Regions from separate parts of the Homo sapiens genome. Here region 1 is linked to region 2. The links are chromatin loops, found by intact Hi-C in ENCODE. Cell type or tissue: endothelial cell of umbilical vein. All regions are shown on one strand. Links, peaks and the distances in the headings refer to the core of each region. The heading gives the core; the rest is flanking DNA. Region 1 has its middle 24 kb from the start of E2F3. Region 2 overlaps LOC101928573 (a long non-coding RNA gene).

Region 1 (2,924 bases), core at 331-2,830, 86 kb after region 2:
AAAAATAGCTGGGTGTAGTGGCACACACCTGTAATCCCAGCTATGCAGGAGGCTGAGGCTTGAGAATCACTTGAACCTGGGAGGAAGAGGTTGCAGTGAGCCTGGATTGCGCCATTGCACTCCAGCCTGGGTGACAAGAGTGAAACTCTGTCTCAAAAAAAGAAAAAAGAAAAAAACGATGCAGTATTACATTATGTATGTGTTTTAAAATACACTTGCAATTAAACTATAGACTCATTCTATTTCTGATATTGAAAAGAAGTGTAATGCAAATTTTAAAATCAATGAAATAGTGTAGTTATTCAACTCCTCCTTGAGCCTAAGCAAATTCAAGTTGGCTTGCTGCGTTGTACAATCACAAGAATAGCTAATATATTATGGACTTACATATGTGAATATGGTGCAGAGAAAAGATCCAACCTGGGAATAGGATAATGTGAAAAAGACACAGCAGTAAGTACTTCTTAAGGGAAAAATTATTTCATGGAAGAATTATAAAGAGCGTAAATTATCCTGAAAGTAATTGTGACTGTCAGTGTCCTCATTTGCTCCAGTATTAACTCAGAAGCACTCTAGTGGCCCATCATGAGGTGAAGAAATAATGACAGTACGATAGTTTCAAGCAAGCCAATTAAGACATTTTCCTATAATTATCAAGCATAAACACAATTTTGAATATTGGTTAGTTTACATGAGCATCTTCTCAAAAGTAGGAAAGTCCTCAGAATTCTCCATCCCTAATATAATTAAATCGTGGCATAACAATTAGTGATGAAAGAGTGATTCAAGCTAAAGGAAGCTTTGAAATACGCCAAATACGCAAACTTTTCTTTGGTAACGAAACCATTTGGAAACTAAGATTTACTTTTGTCAGTGCAGGTAAAGGGCCGTATCTGAAAGGCTGCAGACAGTTCCGAGCTGTCAAAGATGGTGATGCCACCAAAAAGAATGTAGGTAGCAAAAGGAGAATTCATTTTTACAGGTACAACTGTCCTGCAGCCCACTTTTACTTTAAATTTGGCTTGTGGTCCTGCTTCTGCTGTAATGTGAGCTGTGAACTCACACAGCCTGCCAGATGGCAGTGGGAAGCCCATTAGTTATGCATCACACATCCTGATCAAAACTGAAAGAAATTATACTCAGATTGAGGAGAGATGCTCGACAGTGAGGCAATGATTAGAATTTTCTGTATTTCTACAGAAAATTTCACATAATCATTGTCCATAAATAAACTCATTCTTATGATCTACAGACCCAAATCTGGAATAAGTTCCAGAGGAAATCCTCTCATGGTTTGGGTCATAACATGCACATTCCTGTGGTATTCAGTAAAGAATGCCATAGAGCTGATGCCCTTGCAAGGTTATCTAGAAAAGTCTGAGAACCAGAGTGTAAGCTAATACATTAAATGTCGTGCCTTTCAGAGGAGGTGCGTTCTTTAATGGGTACTGGGAAGGAAATAGAGGAATTCAGTTACAAGGGAAGCTTATTAGAATCTTTTCAAGAGAACCAGCTTGCTGAAAATAAATGGGAAATGCAGTATATAAATACTGCTGATGAGGAAGATTCTAAGCAGTACTTTGAGAGGGGCTGAGGGGCCCAAAGTGTATAAAATAACATTAACTGATTGTAAAGTTTATAATCTTTCAGATAAAACATAAGATTGCATTTGTTGCTCAACAAAATCATGAGATGGTATTGTAATCATACATTACCAGCTTTCCACTCAATAGAAGACATTTATATAAGAGCTTGTTCTAATGTACTCTCCTGAGAGCAGAGCTTTATTTTTGTTGCTTAAGGAGAACCAAACATTGTAAATATGTCTATGGAAGCCAGTCCCAGCTTTGCTTCAAATCATCTTTTGGACAGGAAGCAAATGAATAAACATCCCTAGTTCTCAGTTTCCCCATCTATAAAATAAGAATGGAGGACCAAGCTTGGCAGCTCACGCCAGTAATCCCAGCACTTTGGGAGGTCAAGGTGGGCAGATCACTTGAGGCCAGGAGTTCGAGACCAGCCTGGCTAACATGGTGAAACCCCGTCTCTACTAAAAATACAAAAATTACCCAGGCTTGGGGGCACACACCCGTAATCCCAGCTATTTGGGAGGCTGAGGCAGGAGAATCGCTTGAACCCGGGAAGCGGAGCTTACAGTGAGCCGAGATGTGCCACAGCACTCCAGCCTGGGTGACACAGCGAGACTCCGTCTCAAAGAAAATAAATAAATAAAATAAAATAAAAATGGAAATGCCTGTCTTCCTCCACTCCCAGGGATGCTGTGAAGAAAAATGAACCTGAGAGAGACAATTCAAAGCAAAAAAGCTCTGTCTCAGACGAAGAGAAGGGGGGAAAAATCTCTTTCAGCCCTATCCCCAAATTTTCTGAGAAAGCTATATTAAGTCAACAGACATTCACAAGAACCTGTTATAACTCTAACAATCTTTATAATCCAAAATCAGCTCTGAGGGAAGCTTAGTGGACCACAAACATGCAACTGTGGTACCAAAGATAGAGAAAATAGTGCTGGGGTCTAAGGTGAAGGTTGCCCTCCAGTTGTGAGGGAGACATATGAACACCCCCTGCCCTCCTGGAGCATCCAGTCTTGTGCTCAGTGGAGCCCTGGAGCTGTGGTTTCCAAGCCCGTCTCTGTATCTGAATCACCTTTGAAGCTTCCTAAGGACATAAACCCCTGGGTGCCTCTCCCCAGATCCAGTGAATTGGAGTTTCTGGAATGGGGAGGGTGTGGTTGGGAGCAGTGATTGGATGAAGCCACTGGACTTCCCATTTGGGCTTGCATCTGTGTAGCTTTGCCTTTATTAATGTTTAGCAAGATTCTATTTAATCAGGGATTCCCTATCTAAAACAAAACTAAAACTAAAACCCTTTGATTTTGAAAAACCATAGGTCTAATGGGTTTCCTC
Region 2 (2,924 bases), core at 199-2,698:
AGGTTTTGCTGCCAAAAGAATTATAAAAATAACTTTGTTTTCCAAGCTTTTTGGTTTTCAGAACTGCAGATATGGAATCACAGACCTGAACCAGGCAAATATTAGCCAAAAGAGAGCTGGCGTACTCATGGAATATCAAACAAACGAGCTTCTCAGGAAAACAACATTATTAGGGTTTACCTTACGTGAAAGTGTTTGCCAGAGCCTCAACTCTCCAGGAAGATATAATTCCATATTTATAGACTTTATTGATATAGCCTCCAAACATATGAAGACAAATTGATAATATAAGGAAATCTGGGTGTACACACCAAATCATTTTCAATTTATTATTTTCTGCCTGTTCCATATTTCAGTGTGTGTCTTGTCTTCCCAGCTACACTATAATAAATAAGCGATGAGCGGGTGGGGAGGCAGGAGGGAAGGGAGCTTTCGTGCAATGACTTCCGCAAAAGGCTCTGGCCCAGCTTACATACTCATTGACTCCTTTGAGTTACCTGACCCTACAAAGTGGGAATTGTTGTCTTTTTGTTGCAACAAGAGAGATTAAATAATTTGCCTAAAGTCACAGTAAGTGTCAGAGTTTAGATTTAAGTTCAGTTCTCTTTGACTCCAAAGATCCAAAACCTTTTCAGTGTATCATAAAATAAGCCTGAGACGTTGACCCTTGATTTAGTGAAATTAAAATGGCAGCCATTATATATGACGGATTGCAATCAGGAGTAGGGTCTCCGCATACCATCCATGATCATTTTCCAGGAGGCATAGTATCAAGTGTCCATGCATGAGCGACACATGCTGAGAGCTTACACAATCATTCTACATCACCTCCAAACCTCATTTTCCCACTGACCTTCAGACAGCTTCTGAATGAGAGGAATTCAAAATCCCAAGACATTCTGTTATTTCTCATCCTTAAACATACATTTTTTATGCTTTTAACACAAAAATGGGGAGTTTTCTGGATAAGGAGTGAACTTCGAATTTAAAATGTAAAGCCTTTTTAAACCTATTTAAATTTTTTTCTATTTCCATTCGCTAATTATCCTCCATAAAATAGAAAGAGAAAATAATTATAACTAAAATTGGTCACAGTAACAGCAGTGGGCATAAAAATACACGGTCAAAAAATAAAGTCTAGAAATAAAAACAACACATTTGCCCTTATGTTTAAAGAACATCAGAGACTACTCAAGAACTAGGATCATGCAGGGAGTACTTCTCCTCACCCCGGATGTCAGGGAATGCTCTGTACAAAACACTGTTCCCGTCTCACAAAGCATCTTGAAGATGGAGACGTGCATACTCACAGTTCACCACAAGAGGGCGGTCATCAAAAGGGAAAGGTCACCCTGCCCTAAGCCCACACCGGAAGGGTGAATCCATGTTTAAGGAGGTTGAAGGTATTTTTATAATCATGGGCTGCTCCTGGAATTGATAAAACACGATCCAAATTAAGATCTGCTTTTCTTCAGTACTATTTTTATGTTGTTAATCCCATTTCAATAATAAATTCTTAGAGATAGTGTATAAAGAATAACAAATTTTCCTGTCTATAGAGTAAAATAGAAGCCACATGAACTACCCACACAAGGCAATTCCAGTGTCAGCAGTAAATGGATTTTATTTTCGGTAAACTTTGCTGAAAAGTGGAGACTAAAAGGGATTCAACCTGCATATACCTTTTTTAAAAATGTGAATTTAAGCCTTGTATTCCTTATAAACTATTGAGAAGTGAAAATGAGTTTACATTCCAGTTTTATTATCTTTTCAAAGGGTGCAAGTATAGCAGCAGTCTTAGCCTCTTTATCAACCCATATCGTCAGCACTAGGTTGCTCTTGCATAACTCATTCTTTCAAATGGCTTCCACTGACAAATGCAACCCACAGATCTGATCTTTTCAATGTACCAGCCAACCAAGAATCTGCCGAGCTTCTTGGCACCAGCCAACTAGGACGTGGCCAGAGCAGGCTCTGGGGTCTATGTGTCTGGGTTTGAACCCTGGCTCCAATTCTTAGTAGCTATGTGTAACCATGGGTCAGTCTCTTACTCTGCCAGTCTCTTTCCTTATCTGTAAAATGGGAATAATAATAGTACCTGCTCCATAAAGCAGTTGTAAAGATTCAGTGATATACATAATGTAAAGCAGCAGTCCCCAGTTGCTGTGGCATCAGGGATTGCCTTCTTGGAAGACAATTTTTCCCCAGATGGGACGGGGAGGGGGTTGGTTTCAGAATTATTCAAGCTCATTACATTTATTGGTGCACTTTGTTTCTATTATTATTACATTGTAGCATATGATGAAATAATTATACAACTCACTATAATGTAGAATCAGTGGGAGCCCTGAGCTTGTTTTCCTGCAACTAGATGGTCCCATCTGGGAGTGATGGGAGACAGTGACAGATCATCAGGAATTAGATTCTCATAAGGATTCTCACAACCTAGATCCCTCACATGCGCAGTTCTTAATAGGATTCATGCTCTTATGAGACTCTAATGCCACTGCTGATGTGACAGGAAGCAGTGCTCACATGGTAATGTGAGTGATGGGGAGTGGCTATAAATACACATGCTTTGCTCACTCACCTTTGGCTCACCTCCTACTGCGCAGCCCTATTCCTAACAGGCCACTGATGGGTACCAGTCCATGGCCCCATGGTTGGGGATGCCTGATTTAAAGCACATGGCAAAATATGTAGTCTCAGAATATGCTCAGTAAATGTTAATTAGCATGGTTTACTTATTCACAAATATTTATTGAGCACCTAGGATGTGCGGAGTATTCTGGGTGCTTGCAACTTAACTATAAACAAAATAGTTAATGATCCCTGCCCTTAAGGGCTTGCATTCCAGCAAAAGGAGGTAGACGGTAAACAACAGGTGTTCTAAGTGACTAAAGCATCCTAGCAGGCAAGAAGAC

Evidence for each region. Peaks named below come from ENCODE experiments on the same cell type or tissue, not always from the same donor. Only the 100,000 strongest peaks of a DNase experiment are listed, where the experiment ranks them.
Region 1: it touches region 2 in a loop (2.5-fold over the local background); 5 of 110 quality-filtered maps call a loop at or near these places.

What each region holds. Positions count from the first base shown.
Region 1 is chr6:20,376,746-20,379,669 of GRCh38, forward strand. No RefSeq gene overlaps it. Among named protein-coding and RNA genes, the nearest start is that of E2F3, 24 kb to the right of the region's middle. In endothelial cell of umbilical vein, for the core only: no CTCF peak of the experiment used is centred there; a DNase peak (open chromatin) is centred at 1,296; H3K27ac peaks cover 2,076 bases.
Region 2 is chr6:20,290,548-20,293,471 of GRCh38, forward strand. The region is part of intron 1 of LOC101928573 (a long non-coding RNA gene); the gene reads left to right. Among named protein-coding and RNA genes, the nearest start is that of MBOAT1, 80 kb to the left of the region's middle. RefSeq lists a silencer at 1,149-1,450. In endothelial cell of umbilical vein, for the core only: a CTCF peak has its summit at 1,314 (motif pointing right); a DNase peak (open chromatin) is centred at 1,324.